4 separate regions of the Homo sapiens genome follow, and all the other regions are linked to region 1. A link is a loop called in an ENCODE intact Hi-C map of the cell type or tissue named here. Cell type or tissue: GM12878. All regions are shown on one strand.

The links. Hi-C counts contacts between places; a loop is a spot of excess contacts. Peaks named below come from ENCODE experiments on the same cell type or tissue, not always from the same donor. Only the 100,000 strongest peaks of a DNase experiment are listed, where the experiment ranks them.
Region 2: it touches region 1 in a loop (9-fold over the local background); 105 of 110 quality-filtered maps call a loop at or near these places.
Region 3: it touches region 1 in a loop (5-fold over the local background); 12 of 110 quality-filtered maps call a loop at or near these places.
Region 4: it touches region 1 in a loop (4-fold over the local background); 10 of 110 quality-filtered maps call a loop at or near these places.

What each region holds. Positions count from the first base shown.
Region 1 is chr2:37,412,142-37,417,141 of GRCh38, reverse strand. No RefSeq gene overlaps it. Among named protein-coding and RNA genes, the nearest start is that of QPCT, 70 kb to the right of the region's middle. RefSeq lists an enhancer at 1-415. In GM12878, CTCF peaks have their summits at 1,467 (motif pointing left) and 2,535; a DNase peak (open chromatin) is centred at 2,501.
Region 2 is chr2:37,830,193-37,835,192 of GRCh38, reverse strand. The region is part of intron 2 of PIRAT1 (PU.1 (SPI1) induced regulator of S100A8 and S100A9 alarmin transcription 1); the gene reads left to right. Among named protein-coding and RNA genes, the nearest start is that of PIRAT1, 43 kb to the left of the region's middle. RefSeq lists an enhancer at 1,647-1,706. In GM12878, a CTCF peak has its summit at 2,422 (motif pointing right); DNase peaks (open chromatin) are centred at 1,501 and 2,422; H3K27ac peaks cover 1,220 bases.
Region 3 is chr2:37,568,965-37,573,964 of GRCh38, reverse strand. The region is part of intron 1 of LINC03063 (long intergenic non-protein coding RNA 3063); the gene reads right to left. Among named protein-coding and RNA genes, the nearest start is that of LINC03063, 9.0 kb to the right of the region's middle. RefSeq lists enhancers at 2,718-2,777, 2,878-3,187. In GM12878, no CTCF peak of the experiment used is centred here; a DNase peak (open chromatin) is centred at 2,934; H3K4me3 peaks cover 885 bases; H3K27ac peaks cover 4,707 bases.
Region 4 is chr2:37,621,644-37,626,643 of GRCh38, reverse strand. No RefSeq gene overlaps it. Among named protein-coding and RNA genes, the nearest start is that of CDC42EP3, 47 kb to the left of the region's middle. RefSeq lists an enhancer at 1,189-1,458. In GM12878, no CTCF peak of the experiment used is centred here; DNase peaks (open chromatin) are centred at 273 and 2,373; H3K4me3 peaks cover 1,568 bases; H3K27ac peaks cover 4,878 bases.

The DNA.
Region 1 (5,000 bases):
CCTTGGCAAGGGTCTCACTCTTTGCATCCGTAACAACCCTGGAGACTAAGAACCCACCCCAACACCCTTATCCACATTGTGTTTTTAAAGATTTGTATCATTGTCTTGCTCAAAATATCAGTTTGAAATCCCCATTTTTTCCCAAAAATAAAATATTAGAATGAATGAGACTCTCAAAACTTCCAAAAACTCTTCTTATCCAAATCTCTAATTTTTAGAAGAGGAAACTAGCATCAGCAAAGTTTATACTCACCAGTTAAGCCAGCTTTATTAGAATTCTATTAGGTTGGTACAAAATTAATTGCAGTCTTTGCCATTACTTTTAATCAACTATCAACTATCAACTCACTGTCCAATATTTTTTTAGCCTAGGTTACAATAAGAAATCAGCAAAACTGTTGACTGCCACTGAAGCACATACCTGTGTGCTCACAAGCCCGTCAGAAAACAGAAAAAGAAAAAGAAAAAAAAAAAACAAAGGAAGAAAGAAGGAAGGGAGAGAGGGAAAGACTTAAAGCCTGGTTTTCTCATTCATCATTTATAGCAGTGGTCCCCAACCTTTTCGGCCCCAGGGACTGGTTTTATAGAAGACAATTTTTCCACAAAGGGAGGGTGGGTATGGTTTTGGGATGAAACTGTTCCATCTCAGATCATCAGGCATTGGATTCTCATACAGAGCACACAATCTAGGTCCCTCGCATGCGCAGTTCACGATAAGGTTCCCCCTCCTGTGAGAATCTAATGCCGCCACTGATTTGACAGGAAGTGGAGCTCAGGTGGTAATCCTCACTCACCTGCCACTCACCTCCTGCTGTGTGGCCCAGTTCCTAACAGGCCACAGATCAGTATCAGTTCATGGTCCAAGGATTGGAGGCCCCTGATTTATAGTATGTCATTTGGATAGCAATGCTGCGAAGAGTTCCCCTCCACCTCCCAGAACCACCCTCTCCACTCTATCAAATCACATTCTATTACATTCATTCATCCATAATTTCCAAGGATTTCAACTAGCTGGTCTGGTGCCTCACTCTCTTCTGGAGAGGTAACTGTGCCATCCTTCCATGTCGTTCAGCACTGTGTATTGCACAAAGGGACTCCTGGGGACAGTGTCTTAACCCACAGCAGGAGAAGGCCTCCACTGCCATGCCAAGCTTTGAAGTCCTGGATCATTGCAAGGGTGAAGTCTCCAAGAAAAGGAAGCTGCTGATGGTCAGAAGAATAGAGTGGGGTGTGAATAAGTATAAAGGTTGCATGAGTGACAACTGTGAGCCTCTCTTGAAGACCAGTGTCTAAGCGATAGAAATCTGGACTAGAGGGGAAAAAAAAAAAAGCAAACCCATACATCCATACAAGCACAGGAAAAGATTGTAAGATCATTCAGCTTTGTGTTCCAACACTGTCATGGAGCTAAGCAAAGATGGAAGAAAGGACCTCAAAGCACCTCTCCCCTCCAGGAAGGGATGGCTGCCACCCGGTGTTGACAGAGCTGACTAGGGAGTTCCAAAGCCAGGAAGACTCAAAGAGGGTTGCAGAGTGTTTTTGTTCAAGCTGCTCCATCCACTTCAGCTTATTCTACCCAGCGTCCAGAGATAGGCCATATCCAATCAGCCCATGATCTAAGCCAGGTTTAAGGTGGCCGCAGCCCACAAGGGCCCAGTGGTAGCAGAATCCGCCACGCAGCAACCTTCCACTGTTTCCTCTGTGCTGAGATCCCCTTATCCCCTTGACTCAGCCCCACCAATGAGCCCCCACCTTTCCTCTTTCTTTCTTGTAGCCTCTAGCAGACACTGCGCCTGCAAGATAAAGAAGGGAAACGCTCTTGACCAGGAGAAGGGACACCTAGTCTAAGCTTCTTCCCTAATCAGCTGAGAACCAGAACAAATTCCTTAACTACTCTGACCTCTATCAAATGGCTCCTCATCTGTCAAGTTGGGATAAAAACCAGGAAGCAGAATACTTAACTGGTTAAGTGAGCAGCTCTGGGGCCAGAGAAACTTGAGTCTAAATGGCAGCTCAGCTGCTTCCTAGGTGGGTAAACTTGGATAAGTTTCTCGACCTCCCTATGCTTCAATTTCCTCTTCTTGCAAAATGAGGGTAACAAAACTGTTGTGTCCATGAATTGAGACAGTGTACAGGAGGGTTAAATGTGATAAGAGAACCTAAAGGCATTAGCATGGTACCTGGTGCGAAGTGAAATCACAATAAATGTTAACCATTTGCACTGCCATCATCACTGTCCTCTACCAAAGTGACAAAACAGTGTTGACATCTCCCTGAAAGGAATCAGGCGCTACGCATATTATTATCCTTAACACATGGCATCTGGTTTGTCAGTTCCTTCAGCCTGTTTCACTAGATGTGACTACGGGCAAGTGTAGATTTTTTTCACTTTGGAGAATTAATAGGATCTGAGAAACTGACATTTTCGCCCTCAATTCTCAATGAATTTAGAACAAAAGAAACCTGCAAAGCTCAGATAAACGTGAAAGAAAAATCACCAAGCACTGCTCTAACTTCTTTGAATCTTGTGCATCTCCTAGTGGTGATCTTTCAGAATAACTCTGAAAGCCCATTCAGAGTTACTGACCCAGTAAGGAAGAAACTGTGGAGAAGTTATTCAGACTTCTACGGTAGTCCGGGCCCAACGCACCAAGACATTTCACTATTAAAGGGACAGAGAGTAAGTCTCACTTCTCTCCAAAGAAGTCTCAGGGAAATTGAGGGCCAGGGAACTTTTTTTTTTTTTTTTTTTTTGGCAGAGTCACTTTATTGCCCAGGCTGGAGTGCAATGGCACGATCTCAGCTCACTGCAGCCTCCACCTCCTGGGTTAGAGCAATTCTCATGCCTCAGCTTCCCAAGTAGCTGGGACTACAGGCGTGTACCACCATGCCTGGCTATTTTTTGTATTTTTAGTAAAGATGGGGTTTTGCCATGTTGGCCAAGCTTTTCTCAAATTCCTGGCCTCAAGTGATCCACCTACCTTGGCCTCCCAAAGTGCTGGGATTATACATGTGAGCCACCACACCTGGCCAAGAGCCAGCAAACTCTTACCTCCAGCCTTCTGAGTACAAGAGCCACAAGACATGTTTTGCGTGCCCCCCCCCAAAAAAAATTGCAAGAAAACATCATTAACTAGCAAATCTCTAGTTTTGCTAGTTTTCCCTTTTGCTGTCTCCTGCCCTAATCCACCCCATCTCCAGCCCCAAGACAAAGCAGCAGCCGACAGGGCTGTATCTACCCCACACCGCCCCAAACCCGGGGACTCCTTGGCCTTTTAAGTGTGTCCCACAAGGTACCAAAGCCTGCAGAATAAAATGAGGGCCACGCGAAGGACCTGGACTGTGGAATCAGCCAGACCCTGCCACTCCCTGACTGTGACCTTGGGAAAGTCGTTTCATATTTCTAAGCCTCGGGATTCTCCTCCAAAATGGAGATGCTATCCACTTTGTAGGGCAGTTGTAAAGAATGCACAACAATAGTCACAGAAGTGCCTAACTGTGTGTCAGGCACATAACAGGCCCTCAGCCTATATGTTCCATCCCCAGACCTCTTCCCAGGCTTGCTCAGAGCCCTGTGAGACATTAACTCTGAAAGAGCTAAGAGACTAGCCTACAACATGGGGCCCCCTGCAAGTGGTATTTCCTAAGAGGGCACTGTCTCTAAACAAAGATCCATATAGTGCCTTCCGGTCTCTATCCCATCCACACTGCATAAAGATGTCCTTGGCAGTGTTAGCAATTTTGTTTGATAGCAACGATAGCTAAGTGATTATATAAATTACCATAAACTCACAAGATAGACTATTATGCAGCCATTGAAATGTTTATAAAGAACTTGCTATAACATGGAAAGTGTTTATGCTATAACAGAGTTCAAAAAGCAGAGGAAAAACCTGCACATACACTATAATGACAACTTTGTTAACTATGCGAAGACAGGATCCTGGCAAGAAATATAAGACGCTATTAACTGTAGAATTCTCTAGGTGGTAATACTTGGATAAAATTTTTTCTATGTATTTTAAATTTTCAAAAATTTCTCTAATTGCCATATATTAATTTCATAGTCAAAAATAAGAAAATAAAATGTGTTGGGGTTTTCAATTCCTTGCTGAATTACCAGGACCAATGATTTGAAGCAAGAGGGATTGGGCAGATCTAGTAAACCATAATGGCTATGTGTTTGTTTGTTTGTTTGTTTGTTTAATTTTATTTTATTTTAGATTCGGGGGTACCTGTGCCTGTTTATTACATGGGTATATTGCATCTGGTAGAGATTGGGCTTCTAATGTACCCATTACCCAAATAGCAAACATTGTACCCAATAGGTAGTTTTTCAACCCTTTTAATGGCTATTTGAGTGGAAAAAATTTATACCAACAACTTATTGGAGAATACGACGTGCCCGGAAAGCACAAGTATTCAAAAGTGATCCACTGGTAACTGTGCAAGGAATAAAACTTATGTTATTTCTCTACAATAATTTAATTTCTAATTCAAATTACTTCCTAATTATGCCAGATGGTAGAAACTAGATCTTTGTCAATTCACGGTCCCTTCACACCTTTTCTTTCAAATGTCATCTAAACTACAGGAAGCTTACGTAGTGACAAAGCAGTGTTTGAAGGTAGAGGAGGGGTGCAGAGGCAGGGACAGGGGCGGCATCTGCTCTTAGCTGGCCTCACACAGCCCAGCTGGTGTCCCTGAGATACCCCATTCACGTCCAACAGGAGTCATTGATCCACACAGACAGTGTCACAGCTGGTCCTCCAACCACAAGGTCAACTGTGCTTTGCAGCTCGCTCGCTCTCAGATGGAACCAGAAAACCACAAGCTCTGTACCCAGTGGAACACAAGCCTAAAACTCTTTTTTTTTTCTCCACTTACTGCCTTTATCCATGTTTTATCCCTTGATGACACCTTAGGCACATTCTTCAGCTTTTCCATCTCTTTGAGATATTAAAAAGTTTAATCTAGTTTAGTATAAAACGTCAACCTTT
Region 2 (5,000 bases), 420 kb before region 1:
GGTGACAGACCCCATCTCAAAAAAAGGGCATGGCGGTGTGCGCCTGTAGTCCTGGTTACTAGGGAGGCTGAGTCAGGAGAATTGCTTGAACCTGGGAAGCGGAGGTTGCAGTGAGCCGAGATCGTGGTGACAGAGCGAGACTCTGTCTCTTAAAAAAAAAAAAAGATGAGAAGTTTGGTTTTAGCAATAATCCTTATGAAAAGTGTTATTCTTAAAGGAGGTCTGTCCAGCACAGCTACAATGTACTGGTCAAGGTGGATGTCAGAGTGCCCCCCACCCTGGCCTCTCCAATCACATGGAACTCTGAGAATCAAGCTGAGAGGTGGAGAAAGGAAACAGTCAACATAATCTCCAAATTATGTTGCTAGTACTTGGTGGTGGGGCCTTTGGGGGAGGTGATTAGGGTTAGATGAGGTCACGTGAGTGGGGGCCCATGATGGGATTAGTGGCTTTATAAGACGAGGAAGACAGACTTGGGCTGGCACGCTCCCTCTCTCTCGCCATAAGATGCCTTCTCTCAGATTATGACACCACAAGAAGGCCTTTGCCAGGTGCTGGCACCTTGATATTGGACTTCCCAGCCTCTGAAACTGTGAGAAATAAATTTTCTTTATAAATTACCCAGACTGTGGTATTCTGTTATAGCAACACAAAACAAAGACAGATAGTGCCCTTTTTTCTGCCATCAAAACAGAAGATGAGGGTAGGAGTTATCAAGAGACTCTCTCCAAATCTGAAGGAAATCACAAACCTGCAGTGCTGTTTCGAAAGTGTCCGTCAAGACCCTGGGTTTACTCTAGCTCTGAATTCCATTTCCACTGTGTGTGTCTGGGGCTTCACAGGGATAGAGAGGGTGATGGTGATGATGGTGTGGTCGCTTTCTCTTTAATCCACAGCTGTTGAAGTTTTGACCACATTAGGGCCAAATGTGGAAATTAACCTAATTTTTTTTTTTTTTTTTGAGACAGAGTCTTGCTTTGTCACCCAGGCTGGAGTGCACTGGCACGATCTTGGCTCACTGCAATCTCCGCCTCCCGGGTTCAAGCAATTCTGGTGCCTCAGCCTCCCGAGTAGCTGGGATTACAGGCACGCGCCACCATGCCCAGCTAATTTTCGTATTTTTAGTAGAGATGGGGTTTCGCCATGTTGACCAGGCTGGTCTCAAACTCCTGACCTCAGATGATCCGCCTGCCTCGGCCTCCCAAAGTGCTGGGATTACAGGCGTGAGCCACTGTGCCTGGTGACCTTCTTTTTAAATATACTTCACCTAGAAATCCATTTTGTGAGACGAAACATGAAAGTGATCATACTCCCTGCCAGTCTGAGGTGACCAGGGTGTGACTTGACTTATGGTTTCTAAACTTTTTATTCCCAAAGGAAATATTACAGGGAGGGCCAATACATACAACAGGGAAAGGCTGACGGCTCTAGGGGAAACTGAAAGCTGACAGGAGCCCCGCCCTCCACTCTTGCTCTTCCTGCCCCTCCCACACATCCTGGGAGCATCCGTTCAGAACCCCACGGGCTCCACAGAGTGTAGTTGGAAATCACCGCATACATAGAAAATATGAGCAAGAAAACCACACATGAAGAATTATTACTAAGGGCTGCCATAAGCATCATGCTTGTCTTTTGGGGAATTATGATTCATTGACCAAATAAGAACTTACCGCCATTTCTTCTAGCGTGTTTTATCCCAGCAACACTGTGTGCACAGAATAGCTTGACTCCATTTCCACAGTGGCCATTTTAAATTTTAATAAATGCTGTCCCTTTGCTTTGGTTCTCCCTAAATATTCGAATTAGATTCATTTTTATGGTCCCAGAAACGTGCTAGATTTAACAGGAGTCATTAAAATGTCTAAAAACATATATTTCAGGGAACTCCCAACATAGACAGTATGAAGAAACACACACACACACACACACACATATATAGTTCACTTATATAAAGTGAAATGGGTAACAATTCATGACAAGTGAAGTGATATTATAGGACAATGTATGATTAAAAACCAAGCCTGTTGCTCAGAAAATAATTGCTCTAGGAATTCAGTACTAAGATTGTCTTGTATCACAGTGGCATCCTAATTATGGTATACAGAAAAATGAAGGAGGTTGAATTCTGCTCTCCTGGGCCCTGGTCATGTCTCACCTGGAATGTTGACTTAGCTCTGAGCACCTCACTTTAAGAAAAACGTGGTCAAAGCACAATGGGCTCTGATGTGAGATCATGTCCTATGAAGAAGTGTTGGTAGAGTTGTAGCTGCTTTGTTTGGGGAAGGTAGTACACTGGTGCGATCCTTACTTCACCAGGGATTTTCATGGAAAAGAGTATGTCCAGCCTCTCTACAACCCTTCCCTTCTTCCCTTCTATCCTCCCTATTTACCTCTCCAGTGGGGTGGACACCAGGGGGTGCCATTGACACAGATTACAGTGTGAACTGTGTCCCTTTGAGCTGTGCAAAACAGTGGCCCAGTCAATGCCTTTACAAAAAGGGATTTGAGTTTTTCCATGCGGTTTCAAAAAGTAGGTACAAATTAAAAGGCCAGAAAACAAGGGTAGTGAGATTTTGGCTTAAGATAAGGACATTCTAACAGTGGGAGAAGATAGAATGAATGGCTCTAGATGTACGTGTTTGGAAAGGAGTCTTATTTAGAAGGAAGTCTGTGCCTCTAAAATTGATAGTAATGATAGTAACCAGTGAATTGCATCTTTGTGACACGAGTGGCCTTGTAGTATTTTATGTTTTTCACAAGTGGTCTCCTTCTTCATAACTACACCAATACTTCTAGGTAGGAATTATAATTATCTTTATTTTATAGATGAAGAAACTGAAGTTTGGACAAATTGCATTACTTTCCTAAGGTCACAAAGAGAACAAATTTGTAATTTCAGAATTAGTTTCTCTAATTTCAGAATGCAAACTCTTAACCATTATGCCACATTGCCTTTCAACAATGAGTTACAAAATCCCATCTTTCTTAGCATGTTCAAATGCTCAATTATTGTGAAACTTGATCTACAAATAAAATTAGAGCTTGACCTTGTACCTCAAGGGGTAAAATCATTTCTGTGGAACAAGGGTAGGTGAGATGGATTTGTCTTGCTCTCACTACTCACTGATACCGATGTCTGGGACTCAGGGGTGAACCTGCACACCTGGGCTCCAGATGGGGAAAGCTGTTCTACACATAGCATATGCCTCCAGATCCAATTCTATCATCTCATGCACCCAATGCATGAACGATGTGCAAAGGCTCATGCTGGATATTTTGATTTTGTCATTTCCCAAATTCCCTCTCCAAAAATCACCTTAAGGAGGCAACATGTGGTCTTACATGATACTTCAGAGCTGCTGGTGGGAGCAGAAAGGAGCAGAGCCCATTGGAGAACACGCGGTGCTCACTGTCATGTTGGAAACACTGAGATAAAAAGGAGAGGCAAAGCCTTTAACTGTGTGTGCATCCGACAGCTGCAGCTTTCTTATTGCTTGTGCTATGTCTGTGAAGTGAAGACCATGGTGAGACCCTCACTGAGGCTCTGTTAGTGTTAAAACAGATGTTCCTTCAACACTCACATCTTAGGTGGCCACTTTCACGGGGTGGAAAAGGATAATCTAAACCTTCCTGTTCTTGCCAAAATAACCATGTGTAGGTCTTTGTTCTGCACATCTCTGGAACACACAAATAGATTTCCAAGCAGTAGGAACCTCCTGTCCTGTTCAGTTGTTGGACAAACTCTTGTTCTGCCCATTCCACCCTAGTTTCCTGAAATCCTGGCTGTAGGGCTCCCATGACTGGAGCCTGTGAGAGCCTCCTTTGTCAGGAGAGTTTTCACAGCTAAAGCCATCAAGGCTGGCAGTGAAGGACACTGGGCTTCAAGCCCACTACAGTGATGACAGGTATTGCCTTGGCTGCCCAAGCTGAGTGGTCGCCCCTCTGCAGGTCTGTCTGACTCCATCCCAGGGAAGAAGGCGGTGGAAGGTACCCATGGGCTGCAGTTGGCTCTGCCTGGCCGTGGGGGAGGATGGCAGAGGACTGACCTCTTGCTGCCTCAAAAGGGTGGAAGTTGTTTTGCCCTTTAAACTGATAAAGAAACAAGCTGGAACAGTAAAACTAATCCTCCGAAGCAATCCAAGCATGGAAACCAGAAATGTCTACTCAAATCTTTTCTCCATTTTCTTTCTTCATAAATTCGGAACATTTGTGGCAGAAAGAGAAATCAGAAAAAAAATGGATTTAGAAAAGAGAGAGAAGTAGTTTAGAGGGTTGTATAGGGAGGCAACATGATAAAGTTGGAAGAAAAATGGACTTGGAGAGAGAACAGTCAAATCTGGGCCTGCCTCTGAGTGCCTGTGTGGCCCTCGGCAAGTTTCCCTTCAACTTGAAGACCTGGGTCTCTATGATCCCTTTCAGTTGCAAGATTAAGACCTAAGAGTTCTTGCTTATATAAACAGAATTCTTCCAAGGCCATAATTATTTCCATAATCAAGAACTATTTATTAACTAAGCACCAGTGTGTGATTTTCTCAAGATAAGAGCAAGAAGAAATGGTCCTTACAGGCTAGATAGCTGTGACATGGACCAACAACTAAGCATATCTAAAAATTCGACTAATTCATAATATGAATTCAAAATATGAATTGAATAAGCAAAAATATATATACCATGGGAGTTGAATGTTTTGACGGGGAAAATCCAGACGCTGACTTTAGGATGGTACTTTCTGTTTTGATTGATCCTGAGCCACACTGGACTCTCTGGCATGGGCATAACCCGAGCATCTGCATGGCAGAGTTCTGGCTCATTGCCATTTGCAACAGACACGAAGGGTGGCATCAAACAAAAGGAAACTTCTCCGTTGACCATCATAAATGATGAAGACCAAGGCTTCAACTCACTTACTGGAGTGGATTTCCTTTTACGGATGGCCTTGGTCACCCTGGGGAGACTAAGAATGTTTAAGTAACTTAACAAACACTCAGTAAGGAATGGGA
Region 3 (5,000 bases), 160 kb before region 1:
AACACACTGCCTTCTGAGCGTTCAAGCATTTTATATCAATGGTAATAAACAAAAAATAGTTTAGTGGGAAAGGCAATTTAAGCTAAGTGCCAAATGCATTCCATAGATATATAATTTATTTTCTGAATCTATGGGGCTAAGGCACATAGTATAAATATGAGGAAACAGAAATTAGCATAAATCTTGAAATAAAGTTGCCTTTCCATTACATATGGTAACAGATGATTCTACAGGGCTAAAAGAGACTGTTTAGGGGGACTACTCATTTGAAAACCTTGTAGTATCAGTAAAAATACTTTCTGTGCTCAATATTTTCTTACTGATTTCATCACAAACATAAAATCATGAATCATAAAGCTGGAAGGAATTTCAGTTAGATCATCTGATTCACTTCTCCACCTTCAAACAGAAAGGGGTATCCTTATCCCCATTTCCAGAGGAATTAGGTAGTTGCCAGAAGTACTAGTATTGGCTTAAGGGCAACTTAGAGTCCTGTTTCTCTACTGCTTCATTTTCCAGAAGCCACATCTAACGTGGTCTTTTGCAAATTGCAAACCGCTTTTCACACATTTTACTTGTGATAATCCTCATAGCAACCTTATATGACAGGTCAATTATTACCTCATTTTTACAGGTGGGGAAATTAAAGCTTGGAGAGATTAAGTCACTTGCCTAAAAGCACCCCACTAGTATATGACGGTTAAGACTGAAATCCAAATCTTCCATCTCCAAATCCCATGCTCTCTCTTTACAATTCTATTCAGACTGTACTAGAGGAGGTGGTTTGTGTTGGCACACTGGTTTGGACGTTATAGACAATGAGAAAACATGGCTGAACTGTCAGTCACTGCAAGAGGGATCTTATTTTTATCTAATAGGAGGTCTTGGCTGGACAGGAACTGAGTCTCAAATACTTCCAGTGACTGGGTGGTAACTCCATGTCAGACGCTGTTCCAGGTGTCCAGGATAGATCAGTGACCAACACAGAAAGGTCTCTGGCCCCTGGAATTTACATTCTAGTGGATGAGACGGACGTGAAACAAATAATGAAATATAAAATATGTCAAGTGATGTTAAGTGCTATGGAAAAACTAAAACAGAATAGACGTGTGTGTGTGTGTGTGTGTGTGTGTGTGTGACAGAGTGTGTAAGGAGAATAGGAATTACATTTTATATATATGTAAGGTGTTTAGGAAATTTCATCAGATAAGGTCACATTTGAGAAGATCCCTAAAATAGGTGAAGGAGAAAATTTCATGGAGATCTGGGAAAACATATTCTGGATAGAGAAAAATCACAAATGCAAAGACACTAGAGTATGAGTTTAGTGAATCTGAGGAACAGGAAGAAGGCCAGTGTGTCTGGGAAGGTTTAGCCACCATGTACTTGCCTTCATTGAGCAAAAACATCCATAAGAGAAAAAACAAGTGCACGTCTTTGAAACATAAAAAATAACACAGGGTAAAAATGAGTGTTATAAAGAGGCATAAATCAAGTACTATGGGATTTCAGAGGAAGTAAAGGAGGCTTGGAATCCCAGAGAACCAGCACTTAATTCTCTATTCCAAGGTTTTCCTTTTTGTCTGAACTGTAAAATATACCATTTTCAAACTTATCTTATGTGGATTGCCAATATGAAAACAAATGAAATCAGACTACTCTAGTGAAGTGAAGGGGTGGAGGAGGTTTAGCCTTCCCAAGTTGGCCTTACTCTTTCTCATCACCAGCCACAGAAGAACCTTCATGGAACCCTGGGGCCTAGGAAACAAAGTTTGCCAGCAACAGATCTAGTCAAACTAGCTCATTTTACAAAAGAGGAATCTGAAGCCGATAGTGGGAATCTTCTTCTGGCCTCTACTGGAGTGAAGTCTCCCTGGTCTTCTGGGCTGGCCTCTGCCGCTAATGACCATAGAAACTGCTTCAGCTTCCAGTCTGAAGTTCCCACCTCCTTGTGTTGAACCTTGGCCTGACTGACTTGGAACTCCATTCTCTCTGCCTGTGGACCAATGCATTCACCTATGGGACCCATGCATTCATCATTTCTAGGGGCAGTCTGAGACCGTTGAAACAAGGAAGTCACTGCTCAGATTTGCATTGCAAATTAGATTTTGAGTCCAAAGGAAGACAATAGTCCTGAAAATTAGATTTATTGGGAGAATGTACCTCTTGAACACACAGAGATAATGACAATGAAACTGCTCTACGCTTACACCCTGAAAATGACAAGCACATCCTTGACATCATCCTTCGCATATGATGCACTTCTTTGCTTAAAATAACCTCCTTTTTAATAAATTCTACTCATCTTTCGAAGAAGCTAAATTCTCTTTCCCTGTGATGCGTTCTCAGACTTTCCCAAGCAGAATCAATCAACCCTCCATCTGTGTTCCTGTAGCACTTTTTTTCATACATTTATTATAGCCCTCATCTTATTGCATTAGAAAAATGTGTTTACATATTTTTCTTCCACTGACTCTGAGTTTCTGTTGTGAATAAGAAATATGTCTCACTCATACTGATGCCTCAGCTGCTGCTAACAGTGTTCTGGCGTTTGATACATTTGCTGATTGGCATTGTAATTCAGTACTGGCTGAGGTTATGAGAAATGAGTGTCCTTCTCAGCCATAGACTTTTTTAGAAGTTGCCAACCAGTGACAAACCATTATTAATTATTTGCTTGTCAACTTGATAAGTTATTGAAAAGTAAAATGACTGTGTGAATATCCTGTTACTGATCATTGAAAGTTTCTGATGGACAGTCCCGGCACTCACCCTTGGTCTGTTTCAGTCACAAGCCTTCTTACACATTTTTCTGTTTGCTCATCCATGCTGGATCTGTTCTGAGGCAGACACGTTGCTATGACCAACGCAGCCAGCAATGACACATTCTCCCTCATGCCTGGCCACAGCCCCTGGTAACTGTCAGCCTTGCAGATATGACTGACAAGAGTAGAAAGTAAAATCTGTGGGAAAAAATATGAAATCAGGTTCCAGTTCTCACTCCCTCATTACGTAAAAATGATACCATGTTTAGTGAGTGTTGTGTGGTGAATCTCACATGATCCTGAGACAGAAGGGGCTTTACCAGGAGAGAAGTGATTTTTCTGACAGATACATGAGCCTCGGTAATGGTGCCATTCAGCACTGAAAGGCAAACTTAAGTTCCCTTTGCCAAATTCACACTGCACATCAAAGCTACAGGGAAGGGTCAGTCCTTTTCAACAACTGCAACGTAACTAAAGCCGCTTCGTTTGCAGGAGTTCATAAAAACTAGATTATCCCAGATCCATTTTCTTAAACCAAGAACAAAACAACCTCAGTAGTAGAAAATGTCAGCTCTCACATGTCCACTGATCTTTGCCTCATCATCTAAGACTTTTTAGATTTTGTGTTGAAATACAGCTTCCCCTACCAACAGGTCTGCCCAATCATTTTTAGCCCAACTTTATAGTTAAGAGTTCAAAGTACAATATTCTTGCTTTCATGTATAAGCATTTATTTGATCACATGGGATTTACCACGTTTATTGTCAAACAATTGATCTTTTCTTCTTAAATTCCTCTAGGATTTCCATCTAGTTGATGTGGTTTTCATGTTTCTAACAGAAACAGCAAATAAGAACACAAGAGAGAAATGTTTGTATCTTGTTGAAATGTGGAGTATTCAGGGTTATCACTAAAAGGCATTTGAGACATGACCACACAGAAAAGAGAATCCAGGGAACTGTTTGGGAAGACAAATCACATTAAGGGTGTTTATTTGGATTTCTAAAATTTCCCTTTCTCTGGTTTTATTTACATTTCATTAATATGAAGTGATTCAACCTGAGTAACATTTTGTCCTACATAGCTTACTGATTTGACTTTTGCAAGCAGCCGGACACCAAGAGTGGCCCTAAACAAGTTCTTGGTTGATGCAAAGCTCCACACGTATTGAATCAGATAACTGTAAATGAAAATTGCCCTTTAAATGTAATCTCTCAAAATCACTAGAGTTCATTTCCCCTAGAGAAGCAGATAGCTTACGCACATTCCCTTAGGAAGGGGATCAAGTTTGTTACCTATAAAACTAAGAAGGCAGAACTGCTGTCAAGGGCAGGAGTTGAACTGTACAGTTTTAATTCCTAAACTGGACCCAATTCAATGGGCTTTGGTCTTGATCTTTTCCAATTTATGTTAACTAAGTCCTAATTAAGCAGAGTTCATTTTAAAGAAGTCAGATGCCAAGTCTTGTCTTTTCTACCTAGACTTTCAATATTGCAGAGCTTTTTCTTAATTAAGGTGAAGAATTCCTTTTGGCTTTCACAGGCAGAATTTTCCACTTGTTCCATTTAGAGTGCCAGTTGGCTTTCACGCTCTGCAACCATGTGCCTCTGGCACAGCTGGAAAATTTATGAACTTCTGTGGGATTAAAAAGGTGCTATATCCTTGGGAAACGTTCCTAATAACCTGAATTCCTATTTCTTCTCACCAGTGATCAATCTTTTCCAAGTAATAACTAGCAAGTGAGCAGTAAAGGCAGGGAACAATGAGATGTCAGCAGCAATGTTCCCAGAGAGATGTCCTCTCTCCCTAACCCCAGAGCTTGAATCCAACAAAGACTGATATGGGCAGTCTTTAGCCAGAGCTCTGGCTCCTATTTTGGTACCCAGGGGCAACTTGCAGATAAAGGAGAGATGGATCCTAGGCTGCCCTTATGGCTGCCTAGAATGTGATGGCTCAGTAGGAATGGCATCCCTTAAAGATTGCTAGGCACCAGAGCTAGAAGCAGAAGACCCAGTTCTAGATCCTCTTCTCCCACTGTATAATTATGAGACCTTGAAACAGCTCTCAGAATACTTCTCCAAGCCTTGGTTGTCTCACCTGTAAATAGAATATGACTAGACCACTGCTTCTCAAACTAAATGTGTAATGAAGGAACACATTTTTCCTTTCTTCCCCCCACCCCAATCTATTGTAGACTGTGTTTTTGTGAAATACAATAAAAAAATGAATTACCAG
Region 4 (5,000 bases), 210 kb before region 1:
ACCCAAAGGCAGGCAAGAATTCCTGTCATACCCTCCAATCATCAGTGTATCTATGGCAGGAGAAAGAAAACAGAGATTAGAGGGTCTTACCTGGCTGAGATCCATCTCACCACAGCCACACCTGACCCAGAGAATTAGTAGGCCATGCTCAGGGCCAGCTGCGGTCTGCCAAGCTGCAGAACAGATGCTGTGGGCACAGGGTTTCCTGCAAAGCACCATTGTACCTCTCTGCCAGGAAGTGCCTTTGAAAGGCAAAGAAACAGACCAGACACCTAAGTTCATAACTAACAAGCGTCTAATCCTCGCAGTGGCTTGCTTGTACAGCTGGAGCGGGTGCGTGTGACATCTCCCCCACCCACATGCTTGCCAACCGTAATACTCAAGGAGAACTGTTTCATGAAGGACGCAGAAGGGAGCCAAACACCGCCAGAGACTTTTTACAGAAACAATTTGAGCATGCCCTTCCTCTCGGGAGTGCTTGGTCCAAATACATTTATCTTGCTAATATTCCTCTGTCAGACTAAATTTCAGACAACAGAACTCTACTTTCCAGAATCTTCCACATTGTAACTGCCTATTAATTACCTCTGCTTTGTCAGCTGGCCTCACACACAGGGCCTAAATGTTTAGTCTGCAGTTTGTATAATCATTCTTCTGCTTCATAATTACTCTCCAGAATTACTTAGCTCTGAGGGCACCACCACAAAGTCTGTGCTTTTCATTTTCTCATAATGGCTCATTATCAGGTCTGCATCCGTAACGCCTTGCTCAGGGTTTGAAATGAATCTTTATATAGTACTGGTCCTTTGGGCAAGCTCCCAATTTTACAATTGCTTCTCAGGCCCTTCGGCCAGGAGCCAGGAGAGTGGGTTCTGGGGGTAATAAAGGATCAGAGATGCTCTGTTTCTACTGTATACATGGAAGGAGCTTCCACACATCCTGAGGCAAGAGGATGTCACCACTCCATTTTCCAAACAGACCCTGACCAAGCTGGAGTAATGATGAGCTTGGAGGAGTCTGCACCATGGCCCTGCACACTCACCTACCAGGCCTCATCTTGTGCTGGATTTCAGGAAGGATGGGCCTGCCCACTGGGAATGGACTCCTGGCTTCAAGGGAAAAGCAGAGAGGGAAGCCTAAGATGACTCAGTGGGAAAGGGAGATGCAGAGATTTTCACTGTGTCAGAGCAGGTCTTTCATGGTGCATGCAGAAGCTCCTGTCCCACCAATTAAGACCCTCTGGAGTCCAATGCACTAGCTATTTCCAGCACAGTCTCCAATTATTCACCATCCCAAAACCTCACATCAGCCAGCCTGGCTTACTCATCTCACTCTCATGGATCTTTCACCACCTCTGTGATTCCACTCATGCCTTCTGCCTGCCTAGAATGCTCCTTTCAATACTCAAATCTACCTCCTCCAGGGAGACTGTTTCCAGGAAGACTCAGAGAGGCAAATAATTTCTTGCCTCTCTGAAACAACTTCATACATTCCATGTATAAATTAACCACGCTCAGCTTTCTCCCTCCCTTCTACTGTTAAAGAGCCGTTCATATTTTTATGATTACTTGACTTTGCTTTGTTGATGTATTTTCCTCACAAATATAAGTTCCTTGAAGGCAAGGTTTGTCTTATTTTTCTCATCTCTCCCGGCATCAACAATACTCAAATAAAGTCTCTAATTTAGTTCATTTGCTGCATTGTACCCTCAATTTACATGTTCATTGCCCCTCTAGCAAAAACCAGAGTAAGAAACAGTGGATCTGTGATTCAGTCACTTTAGCAACATTTAGATGTTTAGTTCGTTTATTAATGTGTACTATAATTTTAAGAGTCACATTTGTTTTCTTACTCCTGTATTCTAACCACATGCCTACTACCAGAAGTATAAGAAAACCTTTTTTTTTTTTTCTGGCTAGATCAAGAGCCAACTTGCTCTTCACCCTGTGAAAAGGGGAATTAGTCATGGGTGCTGAAAAAAGGAGAACATATTCAAAGTAAATATCAGTGCATGAGATTGCTTTTCACTCAGAATCTGAACACCCACAGTAGCCTGAATTTGTAAATATTTGCTGTCACTTATGTTAAAAAATATTGACTTCCTAAGCTATATTGCTACCAAAATATTTCTTTCTCGCATGCCTACCCAGACTTTTGGCCTATAGCTGGCAACATACCCTCTGCCTTAGGTTAACCTCATAGCAAGGGTAAAGCTTTAAGTGTACTTATGTGGTGAGAGAGAGAGCGAGAAACTTGAAAAAATAAAAATGGCAACATACCTAATGATAAAAGCACTATTTCCAAGTGTCTGAAGCCTATTATATGAGTTAAAAGTGAAACATCAGCCTAACTAATGCAAAAGCTTTATAGGGTCTGAGCAAGGATGACTAATCTCCAAAGCTGACAGTTTCACAGCTTACACAGGCTTCGTTCTGCTCAAGTGTGGGGAACACCCACCATCCCCACCATAGTCCAGGACATTATGGCATTGTACACTCATTCTCAGAACTTCACAGGGAAGATTATGGCAAAACTGGAATTCTCACTGAGGACACATCACTCTGAGCCCAATTGCCCACTGTCCCGCCTTCCATCCCCCGACCCCTGTCTTCTGGCTCCTTGAGCCTGCACGATCAATGTTTATTTTCACGTTGAATCAACCTGGGTTCAGAACTTTGAGCTCCACAAAGAAATCCACTAACAAAACCATAAGAAACAGTATCTTCACAGCAGATGCTACGGAAGAGTGGGGAAGAGTGAGGTAGTTTACACTGCCTATCTTATGACCACTATTTATCCCATCAAGTGCTTCTGGTCTCCCTGAAGGCACCTCCTAGGCCACTTGACCACTGTGAGTTATTCTCAGAGCCTAGCCTCTATGTATTACCCACTTCCAAAGCTGCTTCCACATTTTCAGGTATTTCTTACTAGCAATAGCCCATCTCCTCAGTATCAATTATCTGTCTTAGTTCATGTTCTGTTGCTATAACAAAATACCACAGACTGAGTAATTTATAAAGAAAAGACATTGATTTCTCACCATTACATGGTGAGAGGGCAAGAGCATGCCAGCTCAGATCTCTCTTCCTCTTCCTATTAAGCTACCAGTCCCATCATGGGGACTCCAACCCTGATGACCTTATCTAATCCTAATTACTTCCAAAAGGCCCCATCTCCAATCAACATACAAATTTGGAGATTAAGTTTCCAACACATGAAATCTGGGGACATATCAAAACCATAGCATCTCCCCAGCTCCCCCTTACTGTGACCTAACCAAAACTTTTTATTTTCTGAAAAGCTAATTCTTCTTCCTTGTTCCAGTTGAATAAAAGAGCCAAGACTTTCTAAGTAACAGGAGAAGCCCTTCTTGTTGGATTGGAGGCAGAGGCTCCTGAGATGACTAAAAGGATTCAGTCTTGCTCCCTGCCTCTCTACCTGGTCCTTCTATTTCTACCTCCCAGCCCAGCTTGAATCTTTGCAATAGCAGTTGGATATGGCCATGTAATTTGGAGGGCTCAGTGTAAAGGGGAAATGTGGGGTGGGTCCCCTTGTCAAAAATTATGAACAATTTCAAGACAGCAGCCACAGCACATTAAACCAAACATGGGGCCCTCTTGAGCAAGGGGACCCTGTGGGACTAGATAGGTCACACGCTCATGAAGCTAGCCCCAATAGGAAGAGTCACAGGAATTGCAGCCATTTACATGAAATGTGTGCCATTTGTGACTAATTACTGTGCAGCAGTCACACTTGTACATTTCATAATTATGTAAGTGAAAATATGTAATCATTACACAAACACTGCTTTGTAATAATACAATGCAAGCTATTGTTTTTACTAACTGTGGGGTTCATCTTGTTGAATGGCATATTGACTACAAAACCAAACCCTGTTCATATGCAGACAGCCTTCAGGGTACCTGTGGCAGTATACCTGTTCACAAATTTTAATTTGAAGAGGCTACGAATGATGTGACTCGAAAAGGAATTGCCTTAATAAACCACACCAACCATGACCACCAGTAATGAATTCAGGAACTGAAAATAAATCTGCCATTTAATTCAGAGCAAATTAGCTAACTGAAATGATACTATGGGTCATATTAAAAGAGGTGGTTCTTCAAATTTTGGATTTTATAGACCAATAAAATCTCTAAGAAATTTAGAAAATGAACACGAAGTTGACACATTTTAATTTTGCCACGTAAAGACATCAAAAGCCATCAATTCATTTAAAAACGAACAATTATGTCAGAAAAATAACATTTTGAAATATAGTTCTGTAAGTTAAATGAATTTAGTATTATGAACAACTCACACGGTCGGTGTTTAGGTGAAAGCTTTTCCTCCATCAGCATACTGGGTAGACTGAGATTTATAAACTATAGGTCTAGGGGGCAGTGGCTACAGGAATGTTTATATAGAGGGCTGAAGTATTATTTTGCTTTAACTTGGATGATTCCTTAAGACCCATGGCCAATTCTCTGCTTTGGAGATGCAACTCATTTGGATATTGTCATCCAGATATCAGCTTCCCCTTTTCTTTGCTCCTCAGCTGCAATCCTGAGAGATTTGGTTAAACCTGGCCCAAACCCCAAATCTATCTCTTTGAACCCTGAGAAGGCCATCTCGTATTCTCTGAATAGCTGTGCCTTGGTTCCCTCTTTGTTTCCACGTTCCTATATTCACAAGGAATGGATAATTTGAGTCCATTCATTGTTTCCTTTTTTAAAAAAATCCATTCAGTTCAAGCACTTCAGGATTTAGTCAATGTCATTGAGATTTGCTGGGTGTGTGGTCTTCAGCCATCATCTTCAATCCACCTCCACTCTCCCTTTCCTCATCCTTATCTCTTAGAACAATAGCTAAATGCTCTTCCTCTTATGGTACAGCTTTGCCCCGAAGCAGATCCCTTGAGTATTTAGCATCTACGTACCTTCCAAATTAACAGGATTTTCTCCCTGAAGGAATTCTGGTGGGTTTAATGATTTCCCCAT